3 separate regions of the Mus musculus genome follow, and all the other regions are linked to region 3. The links are chromatin loops, found by intact Hi-C in ENCODE. Cell type or tissue: left cerebral cortex. All regions are shown on one strand. Each heading gives the region's core, and the rest is flanking DNA. Links, peaks and the distances in the headings are about the cores only.

The links. Peaks named below come from ENCODE experiments on the same cell type or tissue, not always from the same donor. Only the 100,000 strongest peaks of a DNase experiment are listed, where the experiment ranks them.
Region 1: it touches region 3 in a loop (3-fold over the local background); 7 of 42 quality-filtered maps call a loop at or near these places.
Region 2: it touches region 3 in a loop (2.7-fold over the local background); 10 of 42 quality-filtered maps call a loop at or near these places.

What each region holds. Positions count from the first base shown.
Region 1 is chr2:35,395,398-35,399,397 of GRCm38, forward strand. It overlaps 4930402F06Rik (RIKEN cDNA 4930402F06 gene), which reads right to left and starts at 1,777. Exons shown (of 6, transcript NM_001080709.2): 1 at 1,509-1,777. In left cerebral cortex, for the core only: a CTCF peak has its summit at 2,282; DNase peaks (open chromatin) are centred at 1,884, 2,346 and 3,157; H3K4me3 peaks cover 259 bases.
Region 2 is chr2:35,347,399-35,351,398 of GRCm38, forward strand. No RefSeq gene overlaps it. Among named protein-coding and RNA genes, the nearest start is that of Stom, 12 kb to the left of the region's middle. In left cerebral cortex, for the core only: a CTCF peak has its summit at 2,001 (motif pointing left); DNase peaks (open chromatin) are centred at 2,013 and 3,484.
Region 3 is chr2:35,210,088-35,218,023 of GRCm38, forward strand. No RefSeq gene overlaps it. Among named protein-coding and RNA genes, the nearest start is that of Gm13605, 8.2 kb to the right of the region's middle. In left cerebral cortex, for the core only: a CTCF peak has its summit at 4,857 (motif pointing right); DNase peaks (open chromatin) are centred at 4,865 and 5,442; H3K27ac peaks cover 261 bases.

The DNA of each region.
Region 1 (4,000 bases), core at 1-4,000, 180 kb after region 3:
CAAGCAGAACCATGGCTCACTGAAACAGTTGATGAATGGCTTCGTGGATAGACCATCTTAATACACACACCATTTCTTAAATGAATGTGACCTGTTCCCTGTGGGCTGAGAATGATGACAATCACTCAAATCAAATAGCTTTGAACATAGCAGGAAATCTGTATCCAAATAATCGTGCCTACAATTCATTCCTTGGCGCAGCAGAACTGTCAACTCTTAGCTTAGCTACTATGGAGGTAAAATCCTTTGATGATGTGAGGGACATTGAAGTACAGCCTTATTACAATGAACTCCAATGTTTAAAACTTGTTCTTATTTAGGGTTTGTACCACAGTAAGCCAAGATTTTAAAGCTCTACTAAAAATAAAACAAACAAACAAACAAACAAACAAAAATCTACTTATCTACTTTATGTTCATTTAATAACATGTCCATCATTCTTATGATTGGTATAGAAATATATATTGTGTTGAATATCATAAAAAATTAGTTGAATTAAAAAAAAAAAGAAGTCTAGCTGGGATTGGAGAGATGGCTCGGCAGTTAAGAAACACTAGCTGTTCTTCCAGAGGTCCTGAATTCAATTCCAGCAGCAACAAGATGTCTCACAAACATTTGTAATAAGATCTGATGTTCTCTCTGTCATGTACACACACATGCAAATGCATCACTTATATACATAAATGAATAAATCTTTTTAAAAAATGTTTATCATGTGTATATATCTGGTTTCATAGATAAAGTGGAATGGGCCAGCAAGATGGCTCAGTGAGTGAGGGTGCTTGCTGCTAAGTCTGAGGACCTGAGTTCAGTCACTGAGACCTACATAGTAAAACAACAGAACTGATTCCCTCAAGTTGTCCTATGACCTCTAAAGGGGACCTCCACACAAATAAGATATAACAAATTTAATAAAGCAGAAAATGGAGCAGAAATCAAATTTAACCCAAAATTTCCAAATTCAATTTAGAAGAAAATGATTAATAGAGAAATTTAAGAACTTTAACAAATGCCAAACCAAAACCAAAACAAAACAAAACAGAAACAGAAACAACAACAACAACAACAACAAAAAACCCAAAACCCAAACCAAAAAAGACAACATCAAAATAAAAGCCATGCACAAAAAGCAAATTGTTCTAATGGCAGTCATTTCCAAGGTCCCAAGACTAACAGTCCCACAGGAAAGTTTTAAAACCCCCGATGTCAAGCCTACACCAAGACAACTGAACAGCAGCAATCTTTGGATGGGATCCAGATGTGAATATTCTCAATCCAGGAAATTCCAAGATGCAGCCAATTGTAAATTGTGAATAAATGTTGTGTCCCTTGCCACTAAGAAAGACAAAAACTCCGTTGGGCTGCCTGTGGATTCTGGAGACGGTGTTCCACCACAGGGAGTGTCCGACTGTCTCCTGTCCACCTGATAAATATACAAAGCAGTAAGCTGCCCAAGAAACCCTGGAGGAGGTCGTCAAGTGGTCGCCGCTACTGGGATGCTTTCTTACCCAATGGATGCTGATGACCAGTGTCACCTATAAAGTTGAGTAGCCCAGAGAGGGGTGGGACAGGTTGTTGAAGGCTATAGCTCCCCTTGATAGAGCAGTTGAAGCAAGGGCCACTGAATTCCAGATCACTTCTTGGTGTGTGTTGTGTTGCTACCACCAAAATACCGAAGCTGGGTGCTTTACAAAAAGAAAAAAAAATGTTCCTCCAGCTCCAGATGTCCCAGAATCCATTCAGTTTCTGTTGAAAACCATGTGGCAGTCAGCCAGAGGCACTGTGTGGAGCGGAGCATGGGTTTGAGTGGTGGAGGGGAGCTGCCAGGCTTGCTAACAACCATGTCACAGAAGCCCATCTCCAGAGCGACAGCTCACTCATAGAAAAGCATTAATCCCTAGTCAATGCCTAACACAGCACTATCCACTGGAACCAAACCTCAGTGTGAACTCCACGGGGAGAACCACATCTCAACCATACCACACCTACAAACAGTAGCACCCTTGGCGCACATAAGCAATGTGTCTCTCCTCTAAGTCAGCGTTAAGATTCCCTCCTACTTCCCTTATGCCTTCTTTATTAACTGTGGTATATGTAGGGTTGATTTCTACCTGTTTATTTGATAAACTGCACAGTACACCTACAGCACCACTAAGCTATAGAGCTAGTTCCATTTATATGAAGGATCAATAGCATTTATACAAATGACGCTGCCTTTAATAGCACCAAAAAGAATGTTTTCATCACTCCAGAAACTGGTTCTCTTTGGAACTCCTGCCCCCTGGTGTCCACGAGAGGGAACTGCTTTGTCTTAGCTCTGGTTTCTAGGGAGGAAGTGGAGCTTTAGAGTTTCCCACACAGGCAAACAGATAAATCTGTTAGTGAACTCTGAAAGAGTGTAATTCCAGCCGCTCCAAGATTGCCACGAATGACATTTCTTGAGATGGGGTGAAGTTTGCCACCCTGTGCAAGTGTGAATCACTTAGCAGTGCCCTTGTATCCACCCACTACATGCCAGTAGCACCCACACTCACGATCCAGTTAGGACAAGCAAAAAAAAAAAAAAAAAAAAAAATGCAAATGCAGCCACTGTCATTGCCAAGTGGCTGCGAGGGCTGGAAGGGAGATGTGAGCTGAGAGCCGCTGATGTGCTGCTGTGGGGAGACAAGGAGGCCAGGACTTACTGCCCTGCGAGCAGCACGGAACCCTGTTGGCCATGGCACTGGCATAGAGCCTCAACCTGAACCCAAGCTGAAACCCCGAGGTCGCAGCTTGTGAACCACAGGGAAAAGGTTCTGTCTGCTGGACCACAGATGGAAATGCTAGTAGCAGGGATGTGAGAGAGCTGGTCCCATCTCCAGTCGAGAAGCAGAGAGATGCTGATGCTCTGCCTGCCTTCTCCTTTGTATTCAGTCTGGGACCCCACATTGACTGGTGCCATCCAGTTAGAATGAGCCTTGTTACCTCTGTCCACCCAACCTAGCAACTCCCTTGTAGACAAGCCCGATGTCTGTTACACTGGGAGGGAGTGGGGAGCATGCCTAGGCTGGAAAGATGGCTCAGCTGATAATGTGTCTGCCACGTGAACACTAATCTGATCCCAGAGAACGCCCATAAACTGTCTAGGTGTGAGGGCATGCCACTGGAACTCCAGGGCTGCTGTTGTGAAGACTGCAGACCATGACCTGCAGCTTGGAGTCCAGCCAGTCTATCCAATCAGCAAACTCCACTCAAGTTCAGTGCCTGTTAGCCTAGCCAATCGGCAAGCTCCATTCAGGTTCAGTGCTAGCCAGTCTATCCAATCAGCAAACTCCACTCAAGTTCAGTGCCAACCACTCTAGACAGTCAGTGAGCTCCGTTCAGGGGTAGTGAGACCCTGGCTCAAAAGATAGGGTAGAGAACAATTGAGTTAGACATCTGATGTCAACTCCTGGACTCCACAATGCACAAAGACAAACGTGCAAAACACACATCTGCATGTGCATTCATGTACACACACACACACACACACACACACACACACACACACGTCCTCTGAGGCATGATGGAATAGATGTTGCTGCATTCCCCCACTCTTTCAGTAGATCCCTGTGAGACAGAGCCTGTGAGATGAATGACAGAGAGGAGTCGGTTGGTGCAAAGGCACACAGCATCTTGAGGAACTCACAATCCTAGAGCAGTCCAATAGAATGACTGCCTTACAAAAGGAAGCCTCACTCCACTTGCTGGTTTCATAAGCTTGTAAAGCCCAGAAGCAGCAAAGACCTTAGGTAAGGCTGGAGCCAGGCAAGATTGTCCCCAGGATTTGTTCCCCTCAGTGACCTTGCCCTCCCTCTGTCCCTACTGTTTTATCGTGAAGTTGCCCACCCTCAGCTAGCCGTTCCCAAAACTACAAGAACCTAAGTTTTAGTAAAGCACCTGAAATTCACGTTTGGGGGACTGTGTAGTTTGAATATGCTTTGCACAAGGGAAGTGCCTCTATTAGGGGTGTGGTCTTAAT
Region 2 (4,000 bases), core at 1-4,000, 130 kb after region 3:
CACTTATTTATAGAAATCAGATCTTTAATCATTGGTCAGAAACTTGAAAAGAACATTTTTGAGAGATTGTTAACAAGGAAGATTGAAAATGAGATACATGAATGGATCTTTCAGAAAAGAGCACAAGAGAAAGGAATTGCATGGACAGCCATGAACAGATACCCTGGCGGAGGCCTTGTAATGGAGACAGAAATGATTGAGTAGTGTATCCTTCCCACTATGGAAGAAGTTTTTAAAAACTAAAATAAACAAACAGTTGGGCATGGAGTCACTTTTCCAGTTCAACTGTTTTTGCAAGTACAGCCACACAATCCCTGTCCATTGTCATGATATTCTACTTAATACAGTTTCTGACCGTGGGACACAACAAAAGAGTGTAACTAAAACGTTTAAGCTACGGAAACGGCTAATCTTGCCACATGCACCTATCATTTGAAACCAACGCAAACAACTGATATGACTGCACAGTCTACTGAAAACTCAACATTGGCAAAGAAACAATGTGTTATAAGGTTGAGGTTCTTCTTTGAAGTGTGCACGTGTGTGTGCATGTGCATGCACGTGCGTGCATGTGTGTGTGTGCATGAGTGTGCATGTGCATATGTGCATGCATGTGTGTGTGTGTTGGAAATATCAATCAATATGTGGTGTTTCCCTACCATCTGTCCTTTGTTAAGTGGTTGAAGAGAAAGTAACTTTTTTCATCATATTTTCTCCCCCTCCCCCCATTCTCACTGACTTGTATTTTGTGGGAAGAGTGATCCTCTCTAGTTAAAAGGAAAGAGGGTGGCAGCTGAAAAGAGAAAGGAGAAAAACCAGGGGATAGCTCTTGGTGATTCCACCGATGATAATGAAAACTAAGGGGGAAGCCTCGGTAACGCGATTCAAACCCCCAGGAATGGTGGACTGGATTCTATCATTCGCTGGAGGCTGGCTCAGGAGAAAGAGAATGTAAAATAATCAGGGAAAGAAAATAAGCTATGAATAAACTTAACCGGGAGGGAAAGACCTCTACAATAAAGACTTTAAAACACTGAAGAAAGAATCTGAGGAAGACAGAAGAGGAAAGACTTCACATAGTCTTTCTTTTGTAGTCTGCATTTTAGTACTCTGAAAATGACCACAGGGCTAACGGTGTTCCAGGGGCTCAGTGCAGACGTCATCAGAATTCCAATATGGTTTTCATAGAACTAGGAAAAAAAAACCCTGAAATTCATACGGAAGCACAAAAGATCCCCAAAAGCCAAAACAGTGCTATGCTGAAAGAGCAAAGTGGGGAACCGAACCTGGATCCTCTGAAAGAGCAGCCAGTGGTCTTAACTCCTGAGCCATCTCTCCAGCTTTCCCTGGCTTGAGTTCACATGGGGTTCAGGTAGATCTAGGTCTAATGTAGAGCCACTTGCTGCTTTGTTTACTCTAGACCCTAATTATCTGGGATTTGAGACTTCCAACACTGTAACTGAGACAAGATGGCTGCCACAGCCTAATGTGACTTGGGGGCAGATGAGTGTCAGGGCTTATTCCTATGCCCTGAAGTTTTCTAGTGACTGTGACCCAGTAAAGGATATTCAGTGGGACAAGGAAATGTTATTTCTTAATGTTGCATGGCCCCTCCATTCAGATCCATTCCACAGCACATCTAGTCTAGCATTCCAGGGGGATCCAAAGCGAGACAGAAAAGAACCGCCCTGCTCATCCGTGACTGCCTTAGCAGAATGTGAGGGTACTGTAAGTCATCTCCTTCAACATGGTTTCTGCTCGTTGGAAAGCACCGGTGCACTGCTGACTTCAGTTGCTGACAAGTTGGAAAGTTTGCAAGGATTTGGGTGAATATCGAAGGAGAAAGAATTTGACCAGCTTTACTGGAACACAGGAGAGCAGAGGGAATATGTAGGAGCGCAGAATTACCACACAGAAGACGTTAATCAGTAGAATTCCAGTTACCACCAAGTCGACATCAACAGGCTCCCCTAGAGGCAGCTTCATTTTACAAGTGATAATCAGTTAGTTACTTTCTATGGTGTGCCATCTAGTGTTCATGTTCATGTTCATGTACTTCTTGGCCCAGTTAGGTTTAATAGAAGGCAGAAAGCTTGTCCTCTCAGGGTGCCCCTCTAAACACCCTGTTGTTCCTACCTTCCAGGGTTTCTTGGTCTTGTATCTAACGCACCAGCCCAGCCTGGTGAATCACCCACACCCTAGTCCTCCAATGAAGTCTCACTATTCCCACGATGCCTAGCTCAGGTTGTGCAGCAGTCAGTCCCCCCACCCCACCCCACTCCTGTGCCTCCCAGTCCCCACACTCCCAGGTTTAGTTCAGTATTACAGCCTGTGCACCAGTTCAGGCAAAGCAAACCCAGCTATGCATCACAACTGTAAGCTCTCCTGGTTACCACTGAATTGGAATCACCCTGTCCCTCGAAACAAAAATCAACACTGAGTGTGTATAGGACCGACTTAACCACCTCTCCATAACAGAACTAAAAGCAGACAAGCTCCTTCTGTTTGCTTTGTCAAATTCCGATGTGTTAGTTTTTGTTTTATCTTTTATTTAATTATCATCTCACTTAAAATTACTTTAAATTTGTGTGTGTGCATGCTTGAGCATGTGAAAGCCTGCAGAGGTTGGAAGAGGGCGTTGGATCCTCTAGAACCAGAGTTTCAAGGCACTGGGTGCTGCCATTGTGCGAATGAGTTGAACCTGGGTCTTTTGCAAGATTGGTAAGCGCTCTTGATTGCTGAGCCATCTCTGCAGTTTCCATGCCCTTGGGGCTTGCTGGCCTGCAGGGTAATTTCATTTACAAATATTCTAGTTTATTTAAAACTACCCATGCTTCTGACCTGGCGTCCTTGTGCCTCTCACTCTTAAGGATGCATTATTCTCCCCGAGACTCATTAGTAGGCTTCTTTATCAGTGTCTCTTTCGGAAAGGGGTTGTTGTGGTATAGCTGCTTCCTCTGGGCATAGCATGACCAGCGTCTACACTGGTTATTACACTGGCCTCTGTAATGGTGGCAATAAAATAATCTAGGACAGAGATAGCTAGGTGTATGGTAATAGTAACAGGTCTGTGAACACTCTAGATGCAGAGGGGTGGGAAGTCACTGGACTCTCATGTGTCTTAGGTGGTACTAGAGCATACAGGAGGTGTGAGGCTGACTGAATGGGGTACCCCACAGACTCTGTTTCGGTAAGGTCGTCACCTCATAGTCACGTGTGATTTCTCCAGTCATGCAGATGCATCTCAGTTACCCATGCTCCTTTAACTTCATCCATATTCCTCCAACGACTCAATAAATAAACTTATTGGTCTGCCCCCTACCAAAAAGTAAAAGGGAAAGAAAGAAAATTCTCAATAAGTTTTGGAGAGGATGAAAGGGGGTGCTCACTCACTCACCACTGGTGAGATTGCAGACTGATACAGCCACTCTGGAAATCACTTCGCAAAGCTAAAAGTAGCTCCTCCGCATGGCCCAGCTGGACCACTCTTTGATGTCTATGCAAAGGTACCAGCATCCTCCTGCCAAGACACTTGCTCAGCATGTTCACGTTGCTTCATTCATAATAGGTAGGAAATGGCATCAGCCTAAATGTCCTTTAACTGACGCATGAATAATTAAAGTTCATGTTGCAACACAAGTGTGTCTGCACTCACACACATCAATACACCACACGCACACACATACACACACACACACACACCATACACATACATACACAATAAACGAATGAGTAAAATGTGCTTTAATTTTTCTCTCTGTTTTCATGTGACTGTTTTCTCTGTCTGGAGGTTAAACTGTGGCCCTTCTTTTCAGTTTCATTCAGATTGGCCACAGTTCAGAATTGTAACGCATTTTCTGGAGGGATGTAGTTCAATTGGTAACAAGGAGCCATTCCACCATATAAGGGGTGCATGACATTAACACAACTTATGCCTGTTGATATGACTGTGATAGTTTTATTTGCTCCATTGCAAAGTTACTTTTTCTTCCAGCTTCTA
Region 3 (7,936 bases), core at 2,413-6,412:
GCTGCAGAAGCAATCCCGTTATATAAACTGGGAAAGGAGAAGACATTTCCCTGCTATCGTGGGATTTGAGAGAGATCAGAAGGATGTTCACAGAGAAACAAATAGGCAAAGAGAGAGAAGATCAGGAAGTAGGTATCTATAGGCTTGGCTATCTGAAAAGCTGGCTGACATCTGGGACGGTCTCAGCAGGATCTTCCATATCCCTTGGCACATGCACACAAGAGCACATACCACACACATAGAGACATACACACATATATGCATATACACACATACATATGTACATACACATGCACACACATATGTGCACACACTATGCATGCAAACATGCACGCACACAAATGCACACATGTGAGCACACATAGATGCATGCACACATGCAGGAATACATACACACACAGAGAACCAAGAATTTTATTGAACATGAAGTCACAGCTCTCTGTTTCAGGAATAGACATTGCTTTCATAGACACGTTAGCAAGAGTCTAGATCATCCCTGATCTCAGTGTTTATAACTACAAACATTTACTTCTTGCTCATCCCTGCACCCATAATGTGTCTACTGCTTCCCAGTGCCTTGCCATCTTTATTCCAGGACATGGAGGGCGCACTCGGTTTCTGTTTCTGAAGCATTGCCAGACTTCACAGGAAAAGATCAGTGAATAGACTGGATTATCAGGCTTCTCTCCAAAGTAGCAGAAATTATATTGTGTGACCTCAAGTTGAGAGAGTTGGGTTGTATAATTCTATTGAACGATGAATGATGCACACAGGTCGATGGTATTCCAGCCTACCACATTGGACTCCATCCCTGTCAGTTACACTCAGGAGCCCAAGAGACAGCTAAGAGCTGCCCTCTGCAAAAATGGACCCAGTAATATCTGCCTTGTGAACTTTACAGAGAATGGGTGGGAATGTACGTGAGAAGTACAGATCTGAGGGTGTTTGTAAACTGTAAAGTCCCAAACTCCTAATAGGGAGTTTCCTTACCACTCTGAATATTGGGGGAAATAATAGTGTTGTCTGTCTGTCTGTCTGTCTGTCTGTCTGCCTATCTTTGGTTTTTGGTACAAGGTTTCTCTGTGTAACCCTGGCTGTCCTGGAACTCTGTAGATAAGGCTGGCCTTAAATTCAAAGATCCACCTGCCTCTGCCTCCCGAGTGCTGGAATTAAAGACATGCACCACCAGGCCTGAGTGTAGTGTAATTTTTCTACCTCATCCTCTCTCTGCACACAGGAAAAGTCTTTTGACCATGTTAGCATATAGTGCCACATTATGTAAGCACCTTGCCCTGATCAGACCTCAGAAGTATTCTAGTAGTGCCACTAAGGCCACTCACAGGATAAGTACACAAATGCAGTGCCATGTTATTTAGTCTCAGAGGGGAAGGAAATTCAGACTCATGCCACATGTGGCTGAACCTTGAGCATAGTGTGCTAGTGGGGAAAAAAAAAAAAGCCAGTCACAGGACTGGTATCATATGGTTCCATTTCAGGACTGGTATCGTATGGTTCCACTTCCGTGGAGTCCCTAAAATACTCAAATGCACAGACCTAGGGGATAAAGAGTTGTTAGCAGGAATGGAGAGCCACAACACAGGAGCTCTCGCTCCATTGATACAGAGTTTCAGTCTTCAGTAATGAAGGATCTCTGAAGCTCAACAGTGGCAAGAGTTACACTACAGTGAGTATCTATCTAACACTGCTAAGTATACATTTAAAAGGTGCTTCAATGGGGCCCAGGGGCTGGCTCAGTAGGTAACATGCAGACCTGCAGACCACGTGTTCTAGTTTGCTTTCTGATGCTGAGATAGATACAGTGACCGAAAGTAACTTAGGAAAGGGTACTTCAGATTTTGCTTCTAGGTCATAGTCCACCATCAAGGGAACTCAAACAGGAACTGGAATAGAAACTATGAAGTAGCTGTTTATTGACTCACTCCCTTGTTCAATCTCAGATAGCTTGCTTGATCTTCCTTCCTTCCTTCCTTCCTTCCTTCCTTCCTTCCTTCCTCTCTCCCTCCCTTCCCCCTCTCTCTTTCTTTCTTTCCTTCCAAGGTACTCTTGACTCCTGGCTGTCATGTCTTCTTCTTCTTCTTCTTCTTCTTCTTCTTCTTCTTCTTCTTCTTCTTCTTCTTCTTCTTCTTCTTCTTCTCCTTCTTCTCCTCCTCTTCCTCCTTCTCCTCCTCCTTCCTCCTTCTCCTTCTTCTTTTTTGAGACATGGTTTCTCTATGTGTCCCCCTATCCTGAAACTAGACCAGGCTGGCCTTGAACTCAGACACCCAGCCACCTCTGTCTCTCCAAGTGCTGGGATTAAAGGTGGGCACCATCATGCCCAGCCACTTAGCTACCTTTCTTATATAGCCAAGACCCACCTGCCTAGGGATAATGCTGCCCACGGTGGGCTGGGTCCTCCCACATCAATCATCAGTTAAGACGATCACTCAGAGATATGACACATCTGAACTGCACAACTGCTCATGTGAGGTTTCCCTTCCCAAGAGTGCCAAGTTGACAGTAAAAACTAGCCAGCACATTGTATAAACATGTGTGCCTGGGTTCCATCCCCAGCACCCACATAAAGAGCTGGTATGGTGGCACATATTTGTAATCCCAGCACTGGGCATGTGGGCTCCCTGAGGCTCCCTGGCCAGTCTCACCTATGTAGTGAATTCCAGACTAGTAAAAGATCCTGTCTCAAAGACCAAAGTGGGATGGCACCATTGTCTTCTGAATTCCATATGCACCTGCACATATATACCCCTGTGAGTATGTGTGCATGCACACACACACCTATACACAAACACATATACGAATATACCTACACACATATACAGTCATATATATATATATATATATATATATATGGGTTAAAATAACAAATGATATATATTATATTCTACTACCCCAAAAAAGTACATTGTAGTAAAAAAAATTTTTTTTATTTTGAAAAATACCGCAAATTCTTCAAGTCTTAGGTAATTGAACTCACATAACAGATTCTGTAACCACTATGTAATTTACTGGTGGCTTTCCGTAGTCTGTTATGCTGATAAACAGTAGCTTTCAGGTGTACCTGCTGTTATTTAACTAAGGACTAAGGGGGTGAGGAGAGGTCGAAGCCAACTGGGACCCTGTGGAAATTGCTTTCTCTCTCTGGGTCTCTGCCTCCAGATCTGAGAAGTGAAGAGATTAGTTGAACTCAGCAGTCCATTCCATGTTTCTCAGCCCTAGGGACACAGGCTTATCCACAGTTCGGGTGACCGAGGCTCTATTCCCCTCAGCTTTCCCCCTCAACACCTTTGTAATGGGAAGAAATGGTGGTGGTGGTGGTGGTAGTAATGGTGGCAGTGATACACAGCAGCCATTTTGAAGGATTTATGGCTTGGTGATTTTGGTCAAAACTTGAAAAACAGAGAGATAAAGAAATCTCTCTGGTTGCTGACGCTCTCTGCTCTTTACTGATAAGGGTCTGAGGTGCAGCAGGAGAGGCCCGGAGCTGACAGGGCATTCCCCCTGTCGTGAAGAAACACTGGCCTCTACCTGGGGCCCTCCTCTCTTCAGGTCCCCTCAAGCCCCTCTGGGCCCCGTTGTGTTTTTCTGACTTCGGTTGTTGTAGTAGCTGGTAGAACGTCAAGAAGCCATGGGCACCTTTTAAATTAAGTTTCTGTTGTGCTGATAAGAAAACAGAGGTCCCAGCAGCCACATAGCAAGCCTCCACGCTGGGACTAGGTAATGGCTTTTGAACGTTTTATTTCCTGCTTCCTCGAGATCTAACGGCAGCTCATCAGGTCCGAGGCTCAAGCAAGCTTCTTCATGTCTCAGGGCCTCAGTGTCCTTGCCCGTGCAATAAGAGTGGGCAGGAGGGGAGACTCTTGTTGATTGAGTTGGTGGTAGTTGGTTGATTGAGGTGGGTGGTGGGCTCTATCACGGTGGCTCGCTGGCTAAGCCTTTCCACACCCTGCTCTCCTCTTCAGGATCTAGCTGCCACCTCCCCTACCCCGAGGAGGACCACAGAGCAGCCTCCGAGGCGGTGCAGGCAATGCTTCAGTAGAGTTGAGGACCTAGCTGTGTTAGAACCACCAGAGTCCAGTGTGCGCTTCTAATGTGGCAAATGAACTCATATGCATTTAATGCATTATTGCATTAAAAACTCCCTGTATGGGCACCCTTTTTCATCGCTGCAACGTCGCAGCAAGTAACTTACAGGAAGCAGAATTTTATCTTGGCTCACAGTTTAAGAACTCCCAACCCATCATGGGGAAGGCATGTTGGGAGGAGGCTGGCCCAGCTATATGCCTCACTGCCCGAGTCCCAGCAACGTACTTCCTCCAGCTAGGTCCCACCGCCCAGAGGCTCCACTCTGCACCCAATTGGCACTCCCAACTGTTTCAGACACAGGCAAACCATAGCATTCCTCGTGCCTTGGGCTTGTCAGAGATCTTTCCCCACTCTGGAGATGGCAACAAAAGTGAAAGAAAAGGAACGTGAAGGAAGCTGAATTTCTTCCTGCCAACATTATTTGTTCCGGGGGTTTCGCGTATTTATGTTCCACTTCTACACTGCAGACGAAAGTCCACTTCAGGTAGATGTACTGTGTTTTGCTGCTGTTAAGTACAGACATGATGTAAAACCAAAACACAAAACAAAATCTCTGTTTGGTCAACAACTGGACCCAGCGCAGCTGGGCTTCCCAGAGCGGCCGGCAGTCTCCGTGCAGGTGTAGGAGATGGTAGCTGAGGCCACTGTTTTCTAAAGCTGAGTAAAACACCCTCCTCCCCTGGCTACTCCTGCATCTAGCCTAGTCTGAAGTCAAAATGGAAAACCCAGGGGAGCGGAGCATTTCAGCACTTCTCCACAAGAGGGCGTAGGTTGTCCGTGCCGGGCCGCTCTTGCAGCCAGCTTGCCCTGCCCGTGTCCACTGAGCCCATCGGTGTTGCTGGCCCACCCCTTGTTAGGCAGCTGTTTCCCTGAGTCTCTTTGTTAATGCCTCTTATTCTCCAGCCTAAGAGTAAACCGAGAAGCTTCGGAGTCAGGTGTACTTGGATTCAAATCCTGGCTCTGCCGTTTGCTGAAATCTTGGCAAGTTAGCTCTCTTTCTGATTAATAATTAGTGACTTTTTCCCAAGCCTGGGGAAGCTAGAATTATAGACCTCCTGGCACACAAAGGAACCTGCCTTCTGCTTTGGTCAGTACCGCCCTAACATTTCACGGATCAGGGCCCAGAGGTCCAGGCTTGGAGAGAGAGAGAGAGAGAGAGAGAGAGAGAGAGAGAGAGAGAGAGAGAGAGAGAGAGAGAGAGAGAGCCCATGGCTTACTTTCTGGACTCCAGCTCTTGTCTCCATCACCCATGAAAAGCGAGGGTCATTCATTAAGGAATGAAAAGATAGAAAGCCCTTTTATGCTGCAAGCTCGGGCTTTCTGTTGGAGCAAAGACACAAAGTGCTGCATTCATGGTCCGGCTTCCGCAGTTACACACTCGGGCGAGTACTTGACCTGCTGGCTCTTGGGTTCCTCACGGCTGTGGCGGAAAGCATAGACCAAAGATGAAAATAATACCTACCCCGGAGGGTTTCGTGAACTTTCAATGAGAGCATGACTGTGACGCTCTGCATAGGGCCTGGCGCCTCACAGGCATGGGATTAGTGTTAGTGTTCGTTTCTGCAGCTCACGAGCTTTCTGACCCATGTTCTCACCCATAAATGGGAAGGTGGCCCATAGATTTGTGGCAAGGCACAAGATGTAACAACAGTCACTTACCTCCTTTTGAGGAACAAGGCGCAGCTGTTTTTAAGAGCAAAGAAAACTAAGACTACATTCTAGCCTGTTCTGAACAGCGTTCCTTTGGATTAATTGATAGCTTGAAGGGATCTAAAACCACCTGGGAGACAGGCCGTGGGGATTGTGTCGATGTTGTTCATTTATGTGGGAAGACCCATCTTAATTCGGTAGGGGACCCCAGCAGCTGGTTCAGAGGTAAGTCCCCAGTGTCTAGGAGGGACCCACAACACTTGTTAAACCTTCCTCCATATTTGTGTTGCTTTGATTGCAGGCGATGTTCTACCAAAGTACACAAGGTCAAGCAACAGTTTTAGGAGTGTCTTAGTCAGGGTTTCTATTCCTGCACAAACATCATGACCAAGAAGCAAGTTGGGGAGGAAAGGGTTTATTCAGCTTACAATTCCATACTTCTGTTTATCACCAAGGAAGTCAGGACTGGAACTCAAACAGGTCAGGAAGCAGGAGCTGATGCAGAGGCCATGGAGGGATGCTCTTTACTGGCTTGCTTCCCCTGGCTTGCTCAACCTGCTCTCTTATAGAACCAAGACTACTAGAGATAGCACCACCCATAAGCACCACCTCCTCCCTTGATCACTAATTGAGAAAATGCCTTACAGCTGGATCTCATGGAGCCACTTCCCCAACTGAAGCTCCTTTCTCTGTGATAACTCCAGCTGTGTCAAGTTGACACAAAACTAGCCAGTACAAGTGGTGAACTCTTTAAAACTGTGAACTGACACATGTCTTTCTTTTTAGCTTATGTCTGACATCATGGTGACTAACACAACTGCTGCTCCATCGTGTGCTCAAGGATTGCATTCCTGTTTTCCCCTGACCCAGACCAGAGCTTCATGGCTGGCCTTGCTGGCCTCTCCTTCTCCTTAGGTGGAGAGCAGAGACTATGAATTATTCTGCTCATTTCCTAGGATCGTCCATTTAGAGGTTACCTTTCCTGTAACAGAAGCGATTCCTTACCCTTTATGGAGTGGCCCCACCCCTACTCCCTTTCCCTCCCCAGCTTTAGCTCCACTCTCAACCCTGCCAGATTCTGATTTTCTTTGCTAGTCACCTTCAAGGTCCAGCTCTAAAACCACTTCCTGTTTGATTACTGCCAGGCATCTCACTCCAGTTTCCTTGGAATTACAATACTTCACCATAAGACCCTGCTTCTCTGACTAGGCTGGGGGCTCCTGGAGAAGGAAATTGATCTTGCCCTGTGAGCTTGCTACATGCATTTGTTAGACATCCATCACCATAACAAAATACCTGAGATAATTAATTTGGCTTATACTTTTTGAGGTTCCATCAATCCCTCTGGGCAAACGAGCCAAATTTAGAGCAAGTTGTAATTAAATGCTGGCCAGGATGATGAACTCTTGCCAGGCCCACTCCAGGGTTCCCTGAAAATGCCCGAGCTACATTGGTCAGGTACTTAAACAAGCAAACCCAACAAGGCTACACACTACCACCTTCTTCCGGTGGAAACAAGCACACATCCTGATGTACTTCTGTCTGCAGTCAGACTAGGCTTACAGTTTCAGACCCTTAGATAAGGACACACCCTTATGGTATTATTTCAACTTATCCATTAAAGACTCTGATGCTTACCGTTTTGTTTTGTTTGAGACCGAGTCAAACTATGTAGCCCTGGCTTTTCTGGAACTCTCCCTCTGTCTCCTGAATGCTGGCTTCGTTTTGTCAGCTTGCCACAACCTAGAATCATCTGGGAAGAGAGCCTCAATGAAGAATTACACAGGTCAGGGGGCTTCTGGGCTGTGGGGCCTTGTATTGACTTTAGTTGATATAGGAAGACTAACCCAGCCCACTGTGGGCGGCATCATTCCCTGGACAAGAGGTAAGAGAGGAAAAAAGCTAAGGTGAAGACCCCAGAGATATGTTTATTCCACTTTTTTCTCCACTGTGGACGCCATGTGATTGTTTGATTCTTCCCCACAGTGCTGGGCTGTAACTTGGATGTGTAACCTAGATAAACCCTTTTTCTCTTAAGCTAATTGTTTGTCAACCTGTTTTATCACAGACATATAAATGGCAACCACAGAATAACCTACCTCAGAATACGGTTATGTCTGAGGTACTGGGAGTGAGGACTCCAGTTCATCTGGGGTGAGGTTGCATGATTTGGTCCATAACAGTT